Regions from separate parts of the Mus musculus genome. Here regions 2, 3, 4 and 5 are each linked to region 1. Evidence: chromatin loops called from intact Hi-C (ENCODE). Cell type or tissue: left cerebral cortex. All regions are shown on one strand. Region 1 holds the start of Cep70 (centrosomal protein 70). Region 2 holds the start of Pik3cb (phosphatidylinositol-4,5-bisphosphate 3-kinase catalytic subunit beta). Region 3 has its middle 18 kb from the start of Esyt3. Region 4 has its middle 6.0 kb from the start of Nme9. Region 5 overlaps Pik3cb (phosphatidylinositol-4,5-bisphosphate 3-kinase catalytic subunit beta).

Region 1 (5,000 bases):
TTCTCTGTCTGCACCCTGTCTCTGTACAACTGTCCCAGCAAAACTGTCTCTCTGTCTTTCTGCATTGCCCCTCAAAGTAGCTTCCCTTTCCTCTCTCTGTGCTTGTGCGTTGGGCAGATCCTATTCTGCCAAATCTTTCTCTGAGTCGTCACTTTGTCTGCCACTCAATTAGGCATCATTTTCAAACATGAATGCTTTCTTCTACAAGCCGACTTTACCGTCATTGTTTGGGATTAAAGGTGTGTGCTGAGGGCACGTCTGTATTCCAGCCAGAGCAGCCAGGTTGCCAAATTAGAATCCCTCTACAGTTCTCCAGAAGACTTCCTAGTAGCTTTCTCTTCGTTATTTGTTTTTATTTATAGATTAGACACATAATAAATGACTATTGGAAGAATGAAGGCGGTGGTGGTATAGAGTGGACGTCTCCAGGGGTGACACAAGGTTGGCTGGTTTCCTCCCTAATCCTTAGTTGCCCCCCTTCTGGATTTCTTTTTATCAATACTTAATTCTGAGAAACAACTCAGAATGGGAGGAGCAGGAAAGCCTAGTGGGGTCGCAGCTCACAGCTTATCAAAGGATAATATTTTCTCATAAAATTCAAGGAATCTAGCTATTTTTTATAAGACTAATAAGGCATAATCTATCAAGTTCTTGCTATGTGACTCCAGTTCTAACAACAGTCCAGTGATTATATTTATTCTATTTTACACAGGGACCCAAAAACCCTTCAGAAGTTACGGGCTTTATATTTGGATTCAGGCACATAGAAGAAAGGTTTATGTTAAGAGATAATATTATTTGAAAGAATATTATGCTTGAAGAAAAGAATTGCATTTAATATTTGGGCCTCACGCTCCAAGCTACAGTGAAATCTACACTGGAATTGGACAAGGTGACCTATGATTCTTCAGCCAGCTAGTTCCTCTCTCTAGTCTCTGGTATGCTGGACTTGAGAGACAGTTTGGGCTTGGTTTTGTAACTATTTCACAGAGGCAGGACACCCGTGGGAAGAAGAGTCATTTATTATCTACCTACCAGGACTACATGGCAGGAAATCATGTCTGAACAAGGCACCACAAAAGGTCTTGAACTTAAACACGAAACGTCCTTGTTCTGGCTGACTGAGCTTGCGGCTTTGTTCTAAGTCTCAGATTGCTTTCCTGGTTTTTCAGGAAGTATCTGAATGATGGTTAGCTTCATAAGCTGCTTCTCACCAATTTGACCACAGACACTATCGCTTTAAGAGAGCAGCTGGAGATGCATTCACCACAAAACAAAACATGAGATAGGTCATATGTTTATGCTTTGTTTTGGGTCTCTTCTTTAAATGGGTTGGCTGATTTTCCAAATTTGGTATTGTCTGTCTATCTATCTATCTATCTATCTATCTATCTATCTATCTATCTAAATATCTATTTTTTCAAGGCAGTGTTTCTTTGTATACCCCTGGCTGTCTTGGAATGTACTCTATAGACCAGACTGGCCAGAACTCAGAGATCCACTATTTCTGTTTCCCTAGTGCTGGGATTAAAGGTGTGTGCCACCACTGCTCAGCTAAATTTAGTTTTTAAACAACAATGAAGACTGAAACAAAATAATGGAAGAAGCACTAGCACTTTGGAAACCATTTAAAAATGTGGCGCCTCCTTTTTACTTTCTGGGATTTAGGCTTGAGCCACCTCTTCATCTCCCTGGCAATTACTGATCAGGAGGTAGGGTATATCTGGCAGGTCCAACTGGCTCAATAAAACAAACAAAAACAAAACACAAAACTGGAGAAGTTTCTATAGGAAAAGAAAGTATGTGGTCTTGGTTGCTCCAAGTAGGCAGCTGGAAAATAAGTATGAATTTATCATGTTTTCAACAGCACAGACTAATAGCAGCTGGACCCACTTAACCATTGAAATTGGTTTGAAGCCGGGCATGGTGGCGCACGCCTTTAATCCCAGCACTTGGGAGGCAGAGGCAGGCAGATTTCTGAGTTTGAGGCCAGCCTGGTCTACAAAGTAAGTTCCAGGACAGCTAGGGCTACACAGAGAAACCCTGTCTCAAAAAACCAAAAACCAAAAAAAAAAAAAAAAAAAGAGATTGGTTTGAATTAATCAATGTCAACGTCTCCGTCTCCCTCCTCTAGGGTTTGTGTTGTGTGACCTAATCAATTGCTTTATTGTTTAAGGCAGTTTGAATTAGTTGAGTTTTTTGTTTGTTTGTTTGATTTTTATTACTCACATCAAAAGTAATTCTAACCCACGGATGTTTGGCCTATGGGTTGGCTCAGAAGATTGGGAAAGTCACCCTATTGTTCTGGAAAAGGTAAGCAGTTAGATTGTCTTAGGAAGCTGAAAATGAAAATCTGTCAGCTCCGTAGTGTGAATATCCAGATATAGAAAGGGAAGGAAGGGGCCATGAGGGGGAATAGAGGGATTGGGATGTGTTTGCAGAGAACACACACAGTTTAGACTCACTGTGTGCCTAAACGTGGGCTTGAGAGCAGTACTCTCTTAAGAGATGTGCCCTTGGACCACCCAGAGAGAGTCACTTTAGTTGATGTATTAGGGTCACTAAGACCCTGATGGGACTTGCATTTCCCAAGTCCTTCTGGAAATGCCTGTTGTCAATACCGCCACCGTGTGGCTGTAAGTTGCAAGGACAACGATGGTAGATTCCTGAAAACTCGAGGTCATCCTTTAGACTGCGAACATGATTTTTTTTCCCTTACATATTTTGGATTTCTTAACCCACTTTTGGTTTTTGAAAAGAGTGGAGAAGGACCTTCGTTTTATTTTTTTCCTTGAGCCAAGGCCTCCTGTAGCTTCCGGTGGTCTTGACTTTTGCTATAAAGCCAGGGATGACCTTGAACTCCTGATCTGCCTGTACCTCCTAAATTCTGGAATTACAGGCACGTGTCAGCTCGCCTGTCTTAGGCCGTGTTGAAGAATCAAACCCAAGGGCTTCCCGGACGCTGAATTCTACCAACTGATCTACATCTCCAGTCCCTCTTCCCCACCAGGTTTAGAATCAGTCTTAATTATTTCTCAGCGGACAGTTGGTTCTCCCTCCTGGCTATACATTAGAATCACTTCGGGGAACCATATAAACTCTGGACGTGTGGGCCCCACTTTAGAGATCTTGACTTAATTAACCTGGAGGCCCATAGATCGTTTTCAAGGCTTTTCAGCTTATCTAAAGTTGAAGCAAGAGTTGTGCCTCATGTCCTTATGTAATCTTTTATCTCTGTAGCCACAAACCCTTTATTAACCAGTCTTATCAGTGTCTAACAGGAGCCCAAACTGCCTATCTAGACTGAGCTTCGTCAGGCAGGCATCTCAGTTCTTCGTAGACCTTTGAAAATATTCAAGGAGAAGGTGAAATGTTATCAAGAAATGCTTATTGGGGTTGCCCCGTGCAGACAGTTCCTGAAAAAGGCTCGCAGTCAGGGCGTGAGGGGGAGCTGTAGGGAGCGCAGGCATCCAGTGATAATAAGGCAGCCCCGGCCTCACTTTCACTTGCAACCGCAAATGTGTGTATTTCTAGCTTCTCGGGGATCAAAGAAACACCATGGTGACTGAGCGACTATCAGGCGGAGCGTCCAGGAAGTGTCAAAGCGCCTGCTACAAAGTAGCCGCAGCAAGTCCGGGTCCGGTGGGAGTGGAGGCGGGAAGAAGCCCCGCCCCGTGGGCGGAGCTAACGATAGAGCGCGGCGTGGACCCGCCTTCCCGGCGCGCCAGGTGGTGTTGTCCCGCCCCGCTGGGAGGCCATCGACTGCGTCAGTTCGATTGGTCAGCCTGGCTGCGCTAACGGTCGCGTAGGCGGGGCTTAGGCCGCGGGGGCGAGCGCGGTGGAAGCCACGGGCTGTGACCGAGGTGAGTGGCGCTTGGGGTCGCCGAGGACTTTACGTGGGCCCCCTTCAGGTGCACGCCCAAAGGTGGCTTCTCCGGAATCCGGAGCGTCCCACTCACCAGCCAGGGCCCTCAGAATGGAGTCGCCCCGGCTCCTACGCGCTAGCTAGGAAATGCGCGTGCAGGTGTGGGCGTGGACCTCCCTGCGGGGAGCCCGCCCGTCGCTTTGTGTCCCTCGCTCCTCACTCAACCTCTTCTCCCAGCCGAGTGTTGAAGGTGTGCGACCTGGTAGAGGAAGCAGGAACTGAGCTTAGACTCCTACATGGAATCGGCTGGGTTCCGGGCTAGCTCCAGTTCTCTTTGCGGCGCTGTCAGGTGATAGCGATTTGGAGCCAAGTGGGAGATCGCGGAGTAAAGGGTAGGCGAGTACCCCTCCTGTCAGACTCATTACAAATTTAAGGACTCCGCCTTTATGTGGGTCCACGTTGATTAATGTGAAAAACACAGCAAAGCCTAATCAAGGTTCCCACTATTATCAACTAATCAATAATTGTTCACGCCACGGTGCAGACGTAGAGAAAGAGGACAACCTTGGGCGTCGGTCATTGCCTCTACCTTGTTTGAGACAAGGTCTTTTGTTTTTCTGCATACTGTAGGGGATGGAGGGGAGAGCTGCAGAGTCCGATCTCCCTACAGGAGGCCCGGGGTTACAGAATTCTCGCCTCCTGTGGATTCTGAGGATTGCTTCTCAAGCTTTCTTGGGACAAGTGCCTTTACCCACTGAGCTGTCTCTCTAGCCTGCCACTTTATTTTGTAATCATATCAGCGCTGCAGGCATTGGTTTCAATCTTGTGCATTGCATGGATTTTTGTAAATAGTAAATAGCTAGTAAATGGTAAACCGTGAAGAGCAAGTTGCAATGTTGTTGGAATTGAATTGTTGATTCACGTTAAGGCAAGGTTTCATGCAGGCCGTCTGAGGACGACATTGAATTCCTGATCCTCCAACCTCTGAAATGCTGGGGTTACAGCTAAACACCACCACACCCAGCTATTATATTTATGGGGGTTTTGTTTTTTTTTTTTTTTTGTTTTTGTTTTTTGTTTTTTGAGGCAAGATTTCTTTATGTAGCCTTGGCTGTCCTGGAACTAGCTCTCTAGA
Region 2 (5,000 bases), 100 kb before region 1:
AGGGGAATGTCTGTGAGTTCAAGGCCACCTTGGTCTACAGGGTGAGTTCCAGGACAGCCAGGACTACACAGAGAAACCCTGTCTTGGGAAGAGGTAAAAAAAAATCATCTAGGCTACGGGATTCACTTTTGCTTTCCATATAATTTGCTGGCATATACAAAACAAGTTGATTAGGGACTGATCCACCTGCAAAAAATAAAAACCAAAGCAGGAAAACAGGGCTGGGGACATTAGCTATGAGCATCTTACCCTGTGTGAAGACCTGGGGTCAATCCTCAGCATTCACACACCGAGAGAAGGGAAGCCCGGGCAGAGACAGGACGTGGCCCAACTAGTACTGAAGTGCTTAACTAACATGCAGAAAGCCTGCTAGTTTGATTCCCAGCTCAGCATAAAACCAGGCGTGGTTTACAGGTGTATGGTGGAATCCTAGCACTAGGGTGGAGAGATGCAGAATTGCCCAGAGATGCAAGAAGCAGGAGCTACGCTGCAAGTCGAAGGCCAGCCTGAGGATAGAGCAATATTCCATTTTAGGTTTGTTTGGGGTTGGTTTTTTGTTTTTTGTTTTTTTTTTAAAGTATACAACAGGGCTGGGGACAGGTAAGCTCTGGCATAAAGCACTTCCCTGATATAAAAAGCCCTGAGTTTTAAAAAATAAAATAAAATAAATCAACATCTGACTTGTGGTCAGGCCAATGATCTTTAGCACAAGAAAAGCAACCTGATTTTTCCACTTTGTAAAAACACCCTGAAGGTGGAATGTCCTAGTCAGTGTGTGAATCACGAGGGTAAACTAAAGATGCTTCTTAAATCCTTTTGGCTTTAGTGACTACAATTTCAATTTTACCATTTCAGATTTTTGGTCTTCCAAAACTTGGGCAATAGCCTAATCCAAGCCACCCTGATCTTTCACACATTATATAGTCTTTCTACACAGTTCTGTCTTCTGCTTTCTTTTTTAAAAATCTGTGTGTGTGTGTGTTGTGTGTTCCTCAGATGCCACACATCTTATTTTTTTAGGTAGAGTCTCTCATTGGCCTAGGGTGCCATGATTCTGCTAAGCTAGCAGGTCTACCAGCAAACTCCTGGAATCTACTTGTGTGCCCCTCCCCAGCAATGGGACTACAAGTGGATGCCACCCTAACTTTTAACATCTATTCTGGATATGCCGAGTTCTGTAATCCAAAGACAAGGGAGAAAGAGGCATGAATCAAAGCCAGCCTAGTCTATAGAGTGAGTTCCAGACCACTGAGGACTAACACCGCAAAGTTCTGTCTCAAAAGATCCATAACACCGCAAGGTTCTGTCTCAAAAGATCCAAAACAAAATAAAACAAAACAAAACAAAAAAACTTACAAAGCAGTACCAAGACCCGCAAGTGATAATGAACTCCTGGAAACTCAGACTCCTTGGAGATTTCATTACGACTGGTATTCCCAAACATCCATTCAGCACTTCAGAATAAATACTCATCTAATTTAATTATGATGACTTCACCAGACAGTAAGTAACACTGCCCACAACGATGTTTACAAAAGCACTTGTCACTCCCTTCGGATGTAGCAATGCAGGAAAAAAGGAGTATGTTTCCATACTCTTCCTGTGTTTATACTCTGTAACAAGTGACAATTTAAGTGTCACTTCAGATGGGTTAAATACCAAAGTAAGTCAGGTAACATGTCCCACCACCATCTTCCACGTTGTGTAAACTCTGATTCTGATAGGATTCTTAGCACTAATTCACTCCGTACCCAAGACAGGTTTCCAAGTCAGCCTTTCCAAGAGAGAAACTACAGAATTCTAGGAAGAGACTACAGAATCCTACTCTGGCCGCTGTAAGATAACAGGCTCCTTCGTTAAGCAACTCGAGTTGAGCTTATTGCAACACTAGAGCGGTTCGGAAATAAATTTGCCCCCAATACCAACCTCTAGGAAGGAACAAGCCAGAGCCAGCAAGGATGCTGCAGTGAGCGACTCCCAAAAGCTCCCGTCCACCGAGCACTTACAGCGAGGTTAGCACGGCCTCCCGCAATCCCGGGAGGTGAGTATTCACAGTTCCCGCTTCACGTCTCCTCGGGGTATTTCAGCCAAGGCCGCGCGGGACGGGTTAGCCGCAGCACCGGGACTCTGACCGGTCTGAAACCGGAGAGCCCGGAATCGTGCGGTGAACGCTGCGCCGAAACACCTGAGGGTCCGCAGCCGCCGGGCGTCCGCACCGACACCGGCTGGGCCGTGCCGCGCCCGCTCTCTCTGTGGTCGCCCACCGGGCGCCCTCCGCTGCTCGGTGTCCGCCGCCCGAGGCCTGGGCGCCGCGTACCTCGGAGCCCGCGCTCCCGCGGCCGAGCCCGGCAGGAAGCGCCCGCCCGAGCCGCCAGCGCCGCAGCCCGCGCCGCCTCCCGCGCTCACCTGCCCCGCGCGCCGCCACCGGCTCCCGATCCCGCAGCGCCGTCAGCAGCTCCCGCAGCCGTGCCCGCCTGGCTCCGACACCCGCATGCCCCGCTCCCAGTCTCTTGCTGCCTTCGGGGCTCAGCGCGACACCCGCCCACCGCCCACGACCATGGCCGGCTCCGTCGCAGCCGCTGCACCGCCCGACGGAGCACGCGCGCGCCACCGCCGTGCCCGCGCCTGCGCGAGCGCGCGCGCGAGCCTCCCGGGCTCTCCTCCCCGCTGCCCGGCCCCGCCCACCCTCTAGGGCCAATCCCCCGACGCCCGCCTCCAGGCAGCCCCGCCCACTCACCGCGCAAGCCCCGCCCCTCGAGGGGAGGCAGCACCAGCCTCGCCCTGTGCGGCTGTCGGTGCCGCGTTCCTACTGCGCTGCCGGCGCGCTGGGGTTGGCTCGCAGAGCACTGCGGTGTCTGCAGCCCCCAGCTCGCCGCCTTCGGGAAAACCTGCACCTCCCGGTTCCGCTTCTCCGCAGACTCCCCTTTGTTCCCACGGCCCAGCTGGCCTTCCATTCCCTGCGATGTGAACGATCATTTAGATGTAAAGAGTCCAGCCTTTGAAACACTTCTGTGTTCGTCTCTGCACCACCGCAGCTGACGTTTGGCTGCCAAACCTTACACTTCGCCCAGCGCTTTTTTTTTTTTTTCTCGCCTCTGTCTCCCTGCTGTCGGGAAATTTCATGGCTCTTTAGTGAGACGCTTGAATTTCACTTACTGTCAGCCAAACCTTGGGCGCGGCGGATAGAGCTCAGCGGTAGGGCACTCACATAGCCTAAGAGGTCCTGCGTGGGATACTTGTAGTCTTTTTGTTTACATATAGTAAACCTACTGTAACCTAACGCCACTCTAACAATTCAAGCAAATACTTAAGTAGTCTAGGATAGAATCTACAAGTAGAAGGAAAATGAGACAAGGTGTCAAAACAATAGTTTGATTCTGCGGATGTAACTAAGTGATTTAAAAAAAAAAAAAAATCAAGCGTGGTGGCTAATGCCTATAAAGCTCTGCATTCAGGACCAGAAGGCAGGTGCATTGCCAGGCCAGCTAGGTTACTTCCTGAGTTGCAGACTAGGCAAAGCTGCATAGCAGGGACCCTGTCTCAAAAAAAAAACAAAAACAAAAACAAAAAACAGAGGTTAACCTATTTCACCATGCTTGTACAAGTTTGGGGTTTCTACAAGTAATTTTATGTGGAGCTTTTGAGGCTTCAGCCCATTGCCAGTGGGACATTAAATGCTTAACCCAACTGTGAAGCCCAGGTCTTTTCAGATGTCTAATGAATAGAATTCCCCTTAATATTTAGCGAGCTCACAGCCAGAAATGTCAGTAAAGGACCTTCACACGTTGATCCTCGACCCTTGTACCAAGCTTCTTCCTTCCCCTCCACCACAAGGTCAGTCTCATGTCCACCACAGAAGCAAAAGTATCTTGCACTAGACTAGCAATGGCTTTCTGACCAAGCAGAAAGGGTTGGTGACACAAGCCAGGCTGGCAGATCTGTGAGTTGAGGCCAGCTTGGTCTACAGAGCAAGTTCCAGGAAAGCTAGGAGTACACAGAGAAACCTGGAGAGAGAGAGAGAGACAGAGACAGAGAGAGAGAGAGAGAGAGAGAGAGAGGCAGACACAGAGACAGACAGAGACACAGAGACAGAGAGTAAAACAAGAAGCTTGCCAAATACCTGTGAAGTTTCTGTGAATATCGGGGATGGAAATGCTAGAATAGGAATGTACTATGACAAAGAGTGGATCGAGGCCTAATCTTTACACTGTTCTTTGCTGATAGTATTGCTATGCAGTACTTGGAAAAGCTACTCTGGGAGATTAGACTGTACACCAGTGAGTTTCGAATCGTCTGTGTGTGATAAGAGTTCTGTGATGTATTCCTCTTCGCGTTGTTTTGTCGCTAAGATCCTCACCCACTTGTCATCGGGACCTTATAAAGAATGAGTGCACTTTGGATGTATATGAATGACTTAATCACACATTCATGCTTTGATTTGTAGTCCTGCATGTTTTAAAAGCTTTGAGCTTGAAATGATACACAATAGCTTGAAAGGGTGCAAACAGAATAGTGGCTTGTTTGGCTAGAGGGTAATAATTTGAGTAGATAATTAGGTTTTCTGGTTTTCAAAAGTTTTGCTACAATAAAATCTTGTGTTGTTTTAGAGGAAGGGATTAAATGCCTGTCAGCCCCAGAAAGCTAGGTTCAGGCACCCATACCCATCCCCCACCCCCAACCTAGCAATGAGAGAGACACGTAATCAGGAGATAGGAGTGCATGCATCCCAAAGAAACATCCTTATGGAATCTGTGAATGTGACCTTAGCTGAAAAAACAATGCTTGCAGATCTAGGTAAGTTAAATGCTTAGAAATGGGCTCATCCTTCCTTTAGAGTCGACCTAATCCCGAAGATAAATGTCCCTACAAAAGAAAAGGCAAAGCCAGGCCTGGTGACAACACCTTTAATTCAGTGCTTGGGAGGCAGAAGCAGGCAGACCTCTGAGAGTTCAAGGCCAGCCTGGTCTACAAAACAAGTTCTGGTACGATCAGGGCTGTTG
Region 3 (5,000 bases), 130 kb after region 1:
AGATGATGTGAATGCTTCAAACCAAAATCAGGTCCTCTGGGAGAGCAGCAAGCACTAACCACTGAGCAATCCATCTCTCCAGCCCCAGGACTAGTCCCTTCTGAGGCTCCAGTATGGCCCCACCTCTTTCTTAGCTTCTAATCACTCTAGAACTCCTTGGGGTTCCATGGAATGTAGATACATGTTTGGCATGTAGATACTGCAACATCTGCCTGTCTTTACAAACCCCTCTACCCTTGGTCTCCAATTTCCTCTCCTATGTCACATAAGGTCACCAGTCATTGGACTCCTTGAAATTCAGACAAACCCATGAGATCCTTCACCACTTCTACAAAGACCTATTTCCAAATAAGGTTGCATTTACTAGAGCTTGGGGTGTAGACATATCTGTTTGGGGCCTGTTATGGTTTGCCTATAAAATATCCTCCATAGGCTGATGGGTTGAACACTTGGTTCTGGAATGGTGTGCTATGTTGGGAGGATCTAGGCAGTTGAGGAGGAGGAGGAGGCAGAGGAGGAAGAGGAAGAGGAGGAGGAGGAGGCTGACTGGCTGGAGGGAAAGTCCTTTGGGGCTGTATCTTACCCTGCACCCTTCTCTCCTTTGCCTCCTGTTTGCCCTGAGGTGACAAGCCTCCAGCACATGCTCCCTGCCATGAATTGCTGCCTTGCTACAGGCCAGAGAGATGGGGCCAGGCAAGCACGTCCTGAAACCTTTGAAACTGTGAACAAAATTAATCTTCCCCGTTTTTTTGTTTTGTTTTGTTTTGTTTTGTTTTGTTTTTGTCATATGCTATCTTGGCGAGAAGAAAGTGAGCCATTGGGGGCTGCTGTTTAATCCACATGCATTTGAATTTAAAAAAGAATCAAAGGCTGGGGGGCAGAGCTTGGTCGATGAAGTTCTTGCCATGCAAGCACAAGAACCACCCTTCGGATTCCCCAGCACTGATGTAAGATATCTGATGTGGGAGCTTGTACCGGAACCTTACTGCTGGGGAGGCAGAGGCAGGAGGATTCCCCAAGACTTGCTGGCCGAGTGTAGCTGGACTGAAGAGTTCTAGATTCAGTGAAAGATCTTGTCTTTAAAAAAAAAAAAAAAAAAAGTGGAAGCATGATTGGGGAAGACACTAAAACCTCTGGCCTCCGAATGGACGTGCACACATGAGTACTGATATGGACATGGGCACACACACAGACATAACTAAAATAAAATAAAGTGTATTCCAGAAGCTTCCGGTCTTATTAACAGATGGCCATTGAGCCGTAGTCTCAGATACTAGGTCTCTCTTTCTCCCTTAGTACGTGTGCTGCCTGCATTTGACGGACAATTCTGAGCACTGTAAAACCTTTCTTGGGGATGAGCGTGGGGAGTGGAACCCTTCACACTTCCCGCAGGAGCCTACCTGGAGATTTGATGGTGAGCTTCCTAGGAAGTAGGTCTGCGCCTCTCCTTCCCAGAGCATCACCTTCTCCTTTCGCTTGCTGTTATACAGGGCTGGCTTCACAGGGCAAAGAAAATACTGCCTGCCTTCTCTCCCCTCCCTTCTGGGTCCCAGGGCAACATCTACCAGCCTTGAAGGAGACAGTATCACAGCAGAATCACATTATCTGATAGTGGGCTGTCATAAGTCAGGGCTCTTCGCTAAGCAACGATAACAAAACATGACATCTTTTCATCAAGGATGAAGGCTAAAGCCACAACAGTGTTCCATACCAACATGGGAGGGGGGGTTGGAATATAAGTTGGACGGTTGAAGCAATACAAGAGCAGCTTCACCTGTCTGTGGGAGGGATCCTGCCGCTCCCAAAGTGGGGAGGTATGCAAGCCAGGACATCCTCAACGACCCCATGCTACCCCACGAGTTCTCCCCACCTAGCCTTCCAGCCTCGCCCCAGAGACTGAGACGCAGTGGGCCTGGAGAATGTCCATGTTTTACAAGTCCCCAAGAATGTGCCCTTTGTACCAGGACTACACTTCGAAGGCTACTGACCCAGACATGGACTTAGGAAGCTGTCTCTGAAGCTCCATCCACAGAAGTGGCCCTCACCAAACACTCTTGGATAGTGGATTTAGAGTGTGCAGGAAAGCGGGAGGTCAGGGGAAATTGGAGCTGTGGATGATTTTCTTTCTTCCTTCCTTCCTTTCTTTCTTTCTTTCTTTTATACACACACACACACACACACACACACACATATATATATATATTGGGTTTTTCACACACACACACACACACACACACACACACACACATATATATATATATATATATATTTTGGTTTTTCGAGACAGGGTTTCTCTGTGTACTCTTGGCTGTCCTGGAACTCACTCTGTAGACCAGGCTGGCCTCGAACTGAGAAATCCGCCTGCCTCTGCCTCTCAAGTGCTAGGTGTGCGCCACCACTACCGGGCCGTGGATGATTTTCTAACTGAAGAAGCTGGCTGGATTCAAGGAAGACGCTCTCTCCATATGTAGAATGTAGAACTGTATGAAAAGTCTCCAGAAGGCACATGAAGTCAACTGTGAGGGACTGAAGCTGATTAGGCACAAAGTGTCCAGAAGTGCCAGGCTACCCTGGGGTGGCTAAGTTTAGCTCCAGAAGGCTGATCGAGCAGTTGTCTAGATGAGAATTTGGTCTGGAGTTTTGACAAACATTTGACACATGAAAACGGTGGACTTGAACTCAAAATGTATATTTCTCTGGTACCTGAAGTTTAGAAGGTTAGGAAATCCCACAGAAAGGAGAAAGGGCATGGTTTGTTTGTTTGTTTTTTGGATTTTGGGTTTTTTTTTCGCTCTACAATGGCGCCCTCTGGTGGTCAGTACAGGCACTGTCCCAGCTTGCCAGGCTTCCTTAAGCGGCCAGAAAGACTGTCAAGTAGAGATACTAATAATGATCGTGATCGTAGAAATAACAAATACTGCATGCGGAGAAGCTTCGTCGGCACGTGGTCAGGATACTTTGCTAGGGTCTTAGAACGCATTAGGCCGTTTGATCCCCACATTAGCCCTAGCGGTGAGTAGTCATATGATTCCAGCATCAGAGGAAAAGACCCCTGGCCCATAAAGTCATCAGTACAGAGAGATAGTAGTGAGCATATACTACCTAGGGGGTTAGCAAGTGATGGAGTCAGAGTCCCCAGTCTATCTTCGCCAACAGGCCTGTGACATCTAGGGGTGCCCAGGTCTTTCAAAAGAGGTTGTAACCTCCAGAGCTGGGAGGTTTCAGGAAATGAAGATTTTTTTAAGGCTATAGGCACACTGGCAGCACCAGCCTTTGTTATGCTGATGTAGTATTTTGTTATTTAACCATACCCTAACTGTGATTCACCTAGGACCTTGACACACTTTGGCTTACAGATGCAAAGATCATCTTTACCAACCTCTCATTTCTATTTCCTAGGAGAGAATAGAATTTTGGGGGTAGAAGATTTTAGGCTGAAACCTAGATTTTACTGGGCTTATTTTATTTTGTTTATTTTACTTTTTGAGACAGGATCTTATGTATAGCCCCGGCTTGCCTGGAACTTACTGCAAAGACCAGCCTGGTCTAGTACTCACAGAGATCCACCTACCTCTGCTTCCCCAGTACTAGGATTAAAAGTGTGCACCACCCCCAGGCAATGGTGGAGCGTGCCTTTAATCCCAGCACTCAGGAGGCAGAGGCAGGTGGATCGCTGTGAATTTGAGGCTAGCCTGGTCTGTAGACCTAGTTCTAGGATAGCCAGGGCTACACAGAGAAACCCTGCCTCGAAAAAGTGTGTACCACCACTGTTAGCATTTTGTCTAAGCTCTGCCCCACAGTTACCTGGCAACCTCCAGGTATGCCTGACCCTCTATGAAAAGGGGCTGTTTGCCCCCTCCTCTCTCTCACTCTTGTCTTCTTCCTGCCTCCGCTGTCCTCTTGCCCCTTCCCCCATCTCTCCCCATTCCCTTCCCCCCTCTCTCTCCATGTGTTCATGGTTGGTCTCTATTCTCTCTCTCTCTCTCTCTCTCTCTCTCTCTCTCTCTCTCTCTCTCTGCCTCTATCTAAGTAAGTACTTCCTCCTAAAGTCCCAAAGACAAACCAAGGTACTGTTCTATTAGAGTTCACTCTGGGAAACCAGTACATCTGGTGGTCTTCCTTACAGAGCACAAGTGAGCACTTACTTACCAAGGCGTCGGGGTTTTCCTTCAATAGGCCACACTTGGAAAGTCTTTACTTGGCAGGAGTCTGACATTGGCCATGACAAGGAAGTAAGCTCAGGCAGGAATCTGACATTGCCAAGGACAGGGAAGTAAGAATCTGGTTTTAGGGTAGAACAGAGAAGTAGGCTCTGCTATCTTGATCATCCTTAGAAACAGCCTCACTGGAGCGATCATGGCTTTGTGTTTATTGTCTTGCTTGTTCCTTGACTATGGTCTCTTTGGTTCCCTATTGTACTGTTCACCCTTCATACTTGCATGTAATTAAAATGGTATAAAAAGCGGATTGGGAAAATGAAATTTGCCTTCAGTCTTAGGATTGACTGGGGTCATGCTACAATGCTGTCTAACTGTCTTTTTTTCTTTTTAATCCTCACTACTGTGCTGGAGAACTTGTTGATTGAGCGGGCTTGGTCACTTTACCAGCAGAGAAGAGAGGCTCCTGGAGCCAGTTAGAGCCCCTTTCCCCTTGGTCTTCCTGTGCCTATATATCCCAAATGCTTCTCTGAGGTCACCAGCAACTAAGGCAGAGTTGCATACAATAGGTAGTAGATCGCTCAGGTGAGATAACCCTTTTGAAGGAGCTTGCAGCTGAACTTCCCGAGATGACGAGATGACGGTAAATTGGCTCAGAAGGTAGTAAGTTCCACTCCCCACTTCTTACATCGATCCAGCTTTACATCTTCATACCTGTGAAGTGCGAACCTTCCACCAGTGAGACATCTCTCTGGCCTGGACTGTTTTGTAAAAAGATAGAAGAAGAGAGGAATATGTTTGGTAAGGAGGTGCAGTATGGTGTGGGGGAAGGGGGTTCCTCTT
Region 4 (5,000 bases), 210 kb after region 1:
TGAATAGCAGTGAATCCACCAACTTGTGCAGTTTATAAAATGTTTATAGAACACACACACAGAGAGAGAGAGAGAGAGAGAGAGAGAGAGAGAGAGAGAGAGAGAGAGAGAGAGAGAGAAACAGCAAGCAGTACACAGGCTACCTGAATGAGTAAATTGCATCACCACTAGTAATCTCTTTATGATACTGTATTATAATTTTTAAAATTGTTACCATTGAGAGAAACCCCCGGAAGAGCACACAAAGAATTTCTCTGTGCTATTTGCTACAACCACAGTAAGAAACAAGAATCCGAGTAAAACCTGAAATTAAGTGGGCGGAGTCCTGTGCACTTAGAATGGCAGCTACTTGGGAGGCTAAAGGGTTATTTGAACTCATAAGTTCAACCAGCCTGAGCAACAGCAGAGGACTAAAGGGACAGGGAACTGTACGCCTAAACACAGAGGTGACCCTTTCTGATTATGTGTATGTATGTGCACCTGAGTATATGGACATGTCCACATGTGTGCCAGAGCTGTCATCAGGAAAGGCCATGGGATCTCCTGAAAGTAGAGTTTCAGGCAGTTGGGAGCCACCTTGTGGGTGCCAGAAACTGAACTCAGGATCTCTGCAAGAGCAGAGAATGTTCAAAACCATTGAGTCATCCCTCCAGCCCCGAGAGGCCCCTAGAGGTAACTTTGTTTACTTTCATTATTTTTTTTTCCTTAAAATTTCAAGAATTGGAGCTTTTTATAACTTATAGAAAACAATAATAGTATTGACCTGTGGGGAGGCGAAGATTTGTTAGGACAGAACCCAGCTATGAATATGGCAAACGATTCTGGTAAATTGTAGTTCATCAAGCTACGGTGGTTCATACCTGGGATCCCAGCCCCGTGGAGAATCACAAATTAAGGCCCGCCTGGGCGACATAATGAGAGAAAAGAGTGGCACCCATCCATGTCTTCCAGTCTGACTGGGGACAGTTAATCCAATAGCTGCATCAGGATGCAAGTGATGTGGTGGGGCAGCCACTGTGGTCCTTTTCTGAAGCTGCTGTCCAGCACCATCTCACTCTGTGGAAGAGGACATGACTCCACGGCAGTAGCACTGCTGGAAGTGTCCAGAGATGCGTGTTCTAGAGCATTCCTAGGTGTCAAGGATTGTATTCCTCATTAAAACTCAGAAACCGAGGCTGAAGAAGGCTGCCCCTTTTCCAGGCTCAGAGAAGCGAAGGTAGCAGATATGAGAGCTAGCCAAGTTGTTTGGGCTGAGAAGTTTTCCATCCTCCTTCTGAGTTTCTAGTTCCTTATCACTTAAAATGAAAAACTGGAAGAAGGATGACACATGGCCAGACAAGATGTAGTATTTAGTAATAATTCTTCTCCTCCTCCCTCCTCCTCCTCCTCCCTCCTCCTCCTCCTCCCTCCTCCTTCCTCCCCCCTCCTCCCTCCTCCCTCCTCCTCCTCCCTCCTCCTCCCTCCTCTCTCCTCCTCCTCCCTCCTCCTCCCTCCTCCCTCCTCCTCCCTCCTCCTTCCTTCCTCCTCCTCCCAATTCCTCCTCTTCCTTCCTCCTCCTCCTCTTTTGGATTTTTGAGATGGGGTTTCTCTGTGTAGCTCTGACTGTCCTGGAACTTGTTCCATAGACCAGGTTGTCCTTGAATTCACAGAGGTCCACCTGCCACTGCTTCCGGAGTGCTGGGATTAAGGGCATGTGCCTTCACAGTCCACTTTTTTGCTTTTTTTTTTGTTTCGTTTTGTTTTGTTTTTAAACTTACTTTACATCCCAAACTCTGTCCCAACTCCTGGTCACTTCCTTCCATAGTCCCTCTCTCTCCCTCTCCCTTCCTCCTCTGAGAGAGTGGAGTCCCCCCCCCCCCCCAATCCGTATCTCTCTCTCACACACACACACACACACACACACACACACACACACACACACACATTATGGAGTTGGGGGAAGGATTGAGGGTCCCATAGGGGATAGGGACACCACACTAAGACCAAAAGAGTTAACTAACCTGGACCCTTGAGGTCTCTCAGAAACTGATCCACCAATCAAAGAGCATACATGGGCTGGACCTACCCCACCCCCACCCCAGCAGCCCCGCCCCCCACATATGTAGCAGATGTTCAGCTGTGTCTTCATGTGGGTCCTGAACAACAGGAATGGGGGCTGTTCCTAAAGCTGTTGACTGTGTGTGGAATCTGTTCTCCTAACTCGGCTGTCTTGCCTGGCTTCAGTGGAAGAAGAACCTCCTAGCTGGGTTATTCCTTCTAGTTCCACACAGTCCCATCAGCTCTGAATGGCTTGATGAAGGTGCACTTGCTAATCTGGGCCTCAGCAGGGATTCTTGTGAGCAAACCACCACCTTGTGGCAAACAGCATGACTTGCAGGAGAAACTTAATCTTTCAGACCAAAGCGTTTCATTAGCCACAAAGTATGACTTTAAAAAAAAAAAAAAAAAAAAAGCAAAAATAATACACGTTTTTCTTGGCATAAATCTAATTAAAAGGTGTTTTCCAGAGATTTGGCTTTGGACAGAACAATCTCACTGAGTGATATTATCATATATAAAAAAGATCAAATTCCAGGTGCTGGAGAGATAGTTTAGTGGTTAAGAGCACGCGGCTCTTCCAGAGAGGACCTAGGAATCAGTTCAGCTCTCCACCTGACAGCTCATAACCATAGGTAGCTCAAGTTCCACAGGATTTGGCAATCTGGCGCCCTCTTCTGACCTTCGTGAGCATTAAACACAGACGTTGCAGGCAAAAACACTCATACATATAAAAATAAATAAGCCCCCCATTCCCCTCTAAAAAACATTTCTTTAAATTACGGCATAAAAAACATGGTAGCCCAAAGTGATGCATTTGGGGGGAGAGACATGATTCAAACAGTGCACTTAAATTCTTATTTTTAGATTTTATTTGGTTTTGGTTTTGGTTTTTGGTTTCTTTTTGGTTATTCGAGACAGGTTTTCTCTGTGTAGTCCCAACTGTCCTGGAACTCACTCTATAGACCAGGCTGGCCTCGAACTCAGAAATCCGCCTGCCTCTGCCTCCCAAGTGCTGGGATTATAGGCGTGCGCCACCAGCGCCTGGCAGACTTACTTGTTTTGTATTATGTGTATGCTTTCCCTAGATATGTATGTATACCATGTATGGTGGGTGCCAGGAAAATGAGGGAGTCAGAAGAGGCTTAGGATCGCCTGGAACTAGGCTTGTGAGCTACCTTGTGAGTGCTGGGAATCGAACCCTAGTCCTCTGTGAGACCAATACGAGCTTATAACCTCTGAATCATCTCTTCAGCCACACATCCCCTTGTCTCTGTCTTTTAATGGCCTTTTAATCAAATCAGACTATTGATATGCTTGGATTAATCATCACTATCTGTACCTCTTGGGAATGTGTAGTCTTGACTTTCAAAGTTAATTCTGAATTCACAATTACTTGCAGACTTAAAAGACAGCTCTCATGTTCCTGGAAAGCCATCTTAGGCGAGGCACTAATTGAAGGATTTCACGGATGGAAAGCTGCACACCAACTGGTGCAGACAGGCAGGAAGGAGGCGGGAATCCAGGTGCACCAAGCACGGAAGGGTGGGATCTTTACCTTAGTGCCTCCAGACCCGCATTCCCTTCAGCCAATGAGAGCTGCCTACTGGCGGCGGAGGGCTGGGTGCTGGGTTGCCAAGACGACAAAGACGCTGCAGAGTGAGTTGGAGGCTCTTTGGCTTCGTCCAGGTCCGGTATTTGGGATCTATTGGGTGATATCGTTCACAGAAGTGGTTTCCTAGTAGTTCTCCGGGATTTGTAGGCACTACGGAACTTTCTATATCTGCTCAAATTCCTCAGTGGACACTCCTGTGACAACCTGCTGGTGGTGCCCACAGGCATTCCCCGGCTCCTAAGTGAAGGGGCTTCGGAGCACACACACACACACACACACACACTCACTCACCAGAGCCTGGTGACCCGTTGGCTCCCGGGAGGAAGGAGGACAGGAGGGAGAGCAAGAGTTAGTCTATGTCTTTGTCATTTTGCATCAGTACACTGATAGAACCTCTCTGGCCTCGCTGCTTTGCCCAGAGATTGTAGGGCAGCTACCTTGCTGACAGCTCATTCCCCAGGAAATTGTTTGGTTTCTTTGCAGAGCGATGGGAAACAGGAAGAAGGAAATTGCCCTGCAGGTAAGCCTCGAGGGATGTTAGCTACTGGCACTTGTTTGAGAGGCTGGTGTGGGAGTGGGGTGTGCAATCAAGACTACTTTCCACTTACTAGCCATGTGAGACAGTGTTGAGGAGCCCACGCGCCCTATCCTTCTGTGATAATGTAGAAATAAATTACCTGGAGCACCCGGTAATGGCAACTTTTTATATAAATATCTGGACCAAGGCACAAGCTCTTAAAGGGCCTTTGCAACCTTACGACTCAATTGAGCATTAATATAAAACCATAAATCCAAGAGAAGATGAAACAAGCTTATTTTCTGTTGGATAATCATTGCAGGAAATGCACAGGATATATACAGATTCTTTGGGCATTCATCTGTGTGCTCTGTGGTGACCAGTTTCCCTTCCTGCACCATTCCCTGCACAGTTTGGTTTGACCAGTGTTGTGTGGTGAGCGTTTGCTATGTAGAGTGCTTTACTTCAGGTGCACATAGGACAAGCCAGATCTTTCCTCCTCCTCCTCCTCCTCCTCCTCCTCCTCCTCCTCCTCCTCCTCCTCCTCCTCCTCCTCCTCCCCCCCCCCCACCGGCTTCGAGGCAGGGTCCCTCTATGTAGCTCACTTGTGAAGTGAAGCTGTGTGACTATTCAAAGTGTCATGCAGCTTTGACATACTAGGATTTCAGAATGGGGGATCTTCTGCCTTAAAGTCTGAGGATCGGGTTCCCGGGTTCCCCCGTTGCTGTTGTGGAAACCATTTCCTCAACCTCTGAGCTCTGAGCAGAAGCTGGGCGAGTAAGACACAAGCGGCAGAGTTACAGTGATGGCTCTGGACAGTTCCAAGCTGCC
Region 5 (5,000 bases), 180 kb before region 1:
ATCAGGGTAAGTGACCGAAAGGGCAATAAAATATGTGACTGGAGACATTCCGTTTGATAAACTCGGTTGATCACCATGTGCTAAAGTGAATTACAGAAGTCCCTACCTGTTTGGAAAGCACTTTCATGTGCCCCACGCTTCCTCGACAGTATGCTTCCAGGATGACACCAAACTGTACGGACACAGCAGGAGTGTGCACCTCTGACCTGCAGAAAAGCAACACTGAAAAGGTTTGTAATCGAACACTTCAGAGCGTGAAGAACAAGCACTGACCTCCTTATTCTGCCATGGAATGCTCTTCTGATGCCAACCAGCTGAGAGCTGGCCATCCCAAGCACTTACTAGTAAGAGGTCATACCGCAGTTAGGACTCAGAAGTTATGAGATCTTAGTGGTCAATTCTTAAAGAAAACTAATATTCCCACATTTTAAACTGCCTTTTGAAAGGGAAAGGAAATGTAACTTAGGAATTTGGAGAGACTCAGGTGGAAAAAAAAAATCTCTCTGACTGCCGCCAATGAGCCAGTCAGCCTAACCACATTTCTGTCCCCCTTTCCCACTGTCATTGAGTGTATAATGGGCGTGGGGCACTAGCCATGGGGGCACATGGAGGTCAGAGGACAAGAGAGGAGAGCTGGGTCTCCTCTTCCACTTCATGTGGACTCAGCTTGGCAGGTTTGCACAGCCAGACCCACTGCTCACTGAAGCATCTTGCCAGCCCCAGTTTTCTTTTCTTTCTCAAACAATGGCATGTATGTATTAAAAAAAAAAACAACAAAAATATTTACTTTGTCATTCTCTGGAGGGTTTAAAATAGTACTGAATTGGACGAGGAGACAAAGTATAAAAAATATGCATCAACAAGAAAACCACTTTAGTAAGGGAAAATCTGCTAAAATTAATACCACAGACCATGAGTTCTTTAAAAGCTTAGTTAAAAAGGAAAGTTTTTTTTCCTGACAAGCAGTTTGAACAGAAGTGTGAGAGGAAAGGTTAAGAAGGCTGAAATGACCACACACGTGCCGGCTCTGTGGTCTAGCCCAGCCACTACAAAGCAAACACACACATAAACACGGGCAGGAGAGGTGGCTGGGAGGCTAAGCGCTGGCACTGCTCTTCCAGAGGACCTGGGTTCAATTCCCAGCACCCACACGGCAGCTCACAACTGTCTGTAACTCCTGTCCCAGGGGATCTGACATTCTCAAGCAGACATACACACAGTCAAATCACCAATGTACATAAAATAAAAACATTTCTTAAGAAAGAGCGCATGAAGCTGGGAGGGAAAAATGACAGTAGGAGCTGGAGAGGAGTGGCTGGGGTAGATTTGATCAGAGCACACACACAGTATAAATATTTAATCAATATTTTTAAACAAAAATTAGTTGTTAGAAAATATTACAATATAACAGTTACTAGTTTTAGTTCAAAATCTAGAAAGTATCATAGAATACTTACCTGAAATACTTTGCCAAATGATGAAAACAGAATTTAGGTATCAAAAGATAAGAGAAGGCACCAAACAGTGTAAATGTCACGGATGGATCAGAAAGCACCTGGAGAAGCTGCTGCTAGTCCACTGGCTGTCTGACATCACACCGGGTTAGTTATTAGAGAACATCATGGTATCAAATCGCAATAGCAAAGACTTACCTAAGATGCCAAAACAGAAACTGCCCAATCCTCCGATTATCAAGTGCTCTTTCTAATAGGAATCTGGAGAGGGCACAATCGAGAAAAGGCTCATATTTCAAAACTTGCACCAATTGTAAAAGATACTGAGAGAGTTCTTCATCACTGAAAGAAACAAAAGGGAGAGAAACTCAGCCACCTGTAACATGAAAGGACCCTTCCCTACCAACTGTCACATGCCCTGGCTCATGTGCGTGGGTCTCCTGGACCAGGCCTGTCATGTGCTTACATTCGCTGTACCACGTGATTATACATAAAAACTGCCAGGAGTCGTGCCCACTGCCCCCAAATAACATAATTATTTTGTGTGTGTGTGTGTGTGTGTGTGTGTGTGTGTGTGTGTGATGTATGTGGTATGTGTACCAGTGTTCAGAGGACAATGTGGTGGAGTGAATCTGTCTAGATAGGTTCCAGGGGTCAATAAGGACATCAGGGTTCTGAGACAAAGTTTCTCCATGTCCACTTATAAAAACCTATAGCTACTAGAAACAACAAATATAAAGTGGGAGGCTGCTTCTCCTAGTCATAGGATTCTACATCTCAGACTAATACAGAGGTTACATAGTTCCTTCTGCCTATCAAACTATTCAAAATAGATCTGATTTTAAAAGCAAGGAAAGACCATAGCCAGGATGGGGACAGGAAGATCAGTCTGAGCTTGACAACTAGCTAGCCTGGGCTACACGGTGAGTTCAAGGGCAGATCCCATGTGAAAATAAATAAACTTGCCTCCATCCTAAAATACCAACCCTTCTTATTTGGGGCAATTAATAGACTATGGGGAAGGAAAGAGGGGACAGAGGCATGGCTGCTCAGTTTAGAAGTGCTGGCCTCCAGGGTTGGCCAAGGGCAGGCGCTTGGAAACCAAGGTTTCAGAACTCGGTCCTGTAGTGAAAGGGGAAAGTGGCCTTCCCACACCTAAAGTGTTCATGCAGCAGTAAGGGCTGCACCGCAGAGCCAGCAGAGGGCGCTAAGATCCCACACAAGACCTGGCCACCAGTGCTCACACACATTCCTTGCCCACTCTGGTAACTCCTTGCCCCATGATGGTGCCAGAAAAGAGATACCTCATCTGTCGAAGGCAGCCTACAGCGTATTCCCGGACATACTGGTCTGGATAGTTGAAATCCAGGAGTTCCAGGGCTTCCCTGGGGGGCAGTTTGGGCCATATCTGCAGGAGCGCCTGAAGCTGTTTAAAATGAAAACTGGGTCAGAAGTTTGGTGGACAAAAGTAACTTACCTTTCCCGGCACATGGGAGCACAGATGAGTCAAAACAAGGAAAAAATTTAACTACTGATGCCTCAAACATCCTGGCAGATGCAGACTAACAAAGGTTGCCTTTGTTTCTGAAACATTCTGTGTACGTTTAAAAGGTTATTCTGTGCCTACCAAAAACAAAGTAAGACACTGCAGGTATCTACAGTGATTAACCACCGCATAATTTAAGAACAAAACAACTATAAATAAGCCAAGTCTCAAGCTAAGTAAAGACATATATACTAAGAAAGTCAATAACTCATTTTAAAACTACAAAGTATGTATGTATGTATGTATGTATGTATGTACGTATGTATAGTATGTATGTATGTGTTTGTCTGAGGCAGAGTTTCTCTGTGTAGCTGTGGCTGTCCTGGAACTCTGTCTGTACACTAGGTTAGTCTAGAACTCAGAGATCAGCCTGTCTCTGCCTCTGAGTGCTGAGATTTAAGGTACACACACCACCAAGCCCATCTGCCTTTAGATGAATGTTTAAAGAAATCTATTACTTTACAGACTTTTTATTAGCCAGAACAGCTCGAGCTCCTCAGATCAGAAATAAAAGTGAGTGGTCCACGAGAACTGAACAGTGCCTACATTCTGTTTATGGCTAATAAATCCTGTTATAAATGCTACAGGACATTAGACGACAAGACTCCCTGGGCAAGAGCTGGAGCTGCATGTGAAGACATAGCTGTGGCCACACCCAGGTCTTCAGAAGAGGAACTCTGCCATGGCTCTGTGAGATGTGGAGCCCTTAAAGGCTGAGACAGGAGGACTGGACATTTGAGAGAGGCTAAGGTTACATAGTAACAAAACAAAACATCCAACAAATGGAAATACTTCTGCGGAAAGACATTTTACACAAAATCAGAGTCACACACACACACACACACACACACACACACACACACACTTGTTATTTGGGGGAAAGAAAGTGGAGGGAGAGAAGGAAGAGATGGGAGAGGGAGGGACAAGGAATTTTCTGTCACCTGAGCAACATCTTCAAGTTTATTCCACTTGATTGACAAGAGTAGTTTTGGCAGTGACTGAGGGAAATTTTCTCGGCAGTCTTGCCGTAGAGTCCAAATAAGGTCCATTTCGTTCTCACACAGCTGAGACAGGGGGTCCCTGTCCAAGATTTCTTTCAGCACAGCAAGAAATTTTTTTCCACCACGACTCTTTAAGAAAGTAAAATGGCCATTATGGAATTTAACTGTGCAACCGTTCAGCAAATTTATATACAATGACTTTATAATTGTGAGCTTTACCAACTGAAATTCTGTACTAGGTTCACTAACGTGGCTCCTTTTAAGAAGTCTGCATTGTTCTGTGTTAATAGGTTATGAGTTATGTATAAAATCCAAGTGCAAACACTAGATGGCACTATTGCTTTTAGGTTAAATATATTGTACCATTTAAATAGCTTATAAAGTTATTGTTTGAGTTAAATTTTTTCTTTAACTTGCTCTGTAGATCAGGCTAGTGAGCCTCTGCCTCCCAAGTGCTGGGATTAAAGTCATGCCAGGTGGCAAGCACTTTTATCTCCTGAGCCAACTCACCATCTCCTGATTTCTACCAACCCTCAGCTCCCTACCCCAAGATAGCCCAAACATATAACGAATATGAAGATGCGTAGCATATAATATCAAAACCAACACACACTATCGCTCCTGAGCCAACTCACCATCTCCTGATTTCTACCAACCCTCAGTTCCCTACCCCAAGATAGCCCAAACATATAAGGAATATGAAGATGTGTAGCATATAATATCAAAAAACAACACACACTATCGCTGGCAGAGGTCTCAGTCTGTTCCCAGCTCAGTACATGAGACTACATGTCTGCCTTTTGCCAAAGCCCGTCCTGCCGAAGCTGGCTCTGTCTTTCTAGAGCTTTGAATTCGCTCTCTCCTTCCCGAGGCTGGCTGCTGTCAATCCCACTTAGCAGTTAGCTGAGGCGTACTCTCGAAAGCCAGTTACCTTTTCCTCATGCTCAGCTGTATTGTCACAAGAAGGAAAACACCAGCAACCTTAGTTTAGAATCAACA

What was found. Peaks named below come from ENCODE experiments on the same cell type or tissue, not always from the same donor. Only the 100,000 strongest peaks of a DNase experiment are listed, where the experiment ranks them.
Region 2: it touches region 1 in a loop (7-fold over the local background); 18 of 42 quality-filtered maps call a loop at or near these places.
Region 3: a loop joins it to region 1, with 9 times the contacts of the local background. A loop is called at or near these places in 16 of 42 quality-filtered maps.
Region 4: a loop joins it to region 1, with 6 times the contacts of the local background. A loop is called at or near these places in 16 of 42 quality-filtered maps.
Region 5: a loop joins it to region 1, with 8 times the contacts of the local background. A loop is called at or near these places in 35 of 42 quality-filtered maps.

The regions. Positions count from the first base shown.
Region 1 is chr9:99,239,628-99,244,627 of GRCm38, forward strand. Cep70 (centrosomal protein 70) reads left to right here and starts at 3,714. Exons shown (of 18, transcript NM_023873.4): 1 at 3,714-3,863. In left cerebral cortex, a CTCF peak has its summit at 2,628 (motif pointing left); DNase peaks (open chromatin) are centred at 2,625, 3,727 and 4,560; H3K4me3 peaks cover 2,107 bases; H3K27ac peaks cover 1,583 bases.
Region 2 is chr9:99,137,585-99,142,584 of GRCm38, forward strand. It overlaps Pik3cb (phosphatidylinositol-4,5-bisphosphate 3-kinase catalytic subunit beta), which reads right to left and starts at 2,627. Exons shown (of 24, transcript NM_029094.3): 1 at 2,407-2,627. It also overlaps the pseudogene Gm2773. In left cerebral cortex, no CTCF peak of the experiment used is centred here; DNase peaks (open chromatin) are centred at 2,020 and 2,771; H3K4me3 peaks cover 2,270 bases; H3K27ac peaks cover 1,450 bases.
Region 3 is chr9:99,373,954-99,378,953 of GRCm38, forward strand. No RefSeq gene overlaps it. Among named protein-coding and RNA genes, the nearest start is that of Esyt3, 18 kb to the left of the region's middle. In left cerebral cortex, a CTCF peak has its summit at 2,815 (motif pointing left); DNase peaks (open chromatin) are centred at 2,834 and 4,236.
Region 4 is chr9:99,447,752-99,452,751 of GRCm38, forward strand. No RefSeq gene overlaps it. Among named protein-coding and RNA genes, the nearest start is that of Nme9, 6.0 kb to the right of the region's middle. In left cerebral cortex, CTCF peaks have their summits at 2,374 (motif pointing left) and 2,583; DNase peaks (open chromatin) are centred at 2,317 and 2,707.
Region 5 is chr9:99,060,079-99,065,078 of GRCm38, forward strand. Pik3cb (phosphatidylinositol-4,5-bisphosphate 3-kinase catalytic subunit beta) reads right to left here. Exons shown (of 24, transcript NM_029094.3): 13 at 3,942-4,130; 14 at 2,759-2,880; 15 at 1,653-1,796; 16 at 107-206. Among named protein-coding and RNA genes, the nearest start is that of Gm1123, 27 kb to the left of the region's middle. In left cerebral cortex, CTCF peaks have their summits at 2,640 (motif pointing right) and 4,315 (motif pointing right); DNase peaks (open chromatin) are centred at 2,660 and 4,338.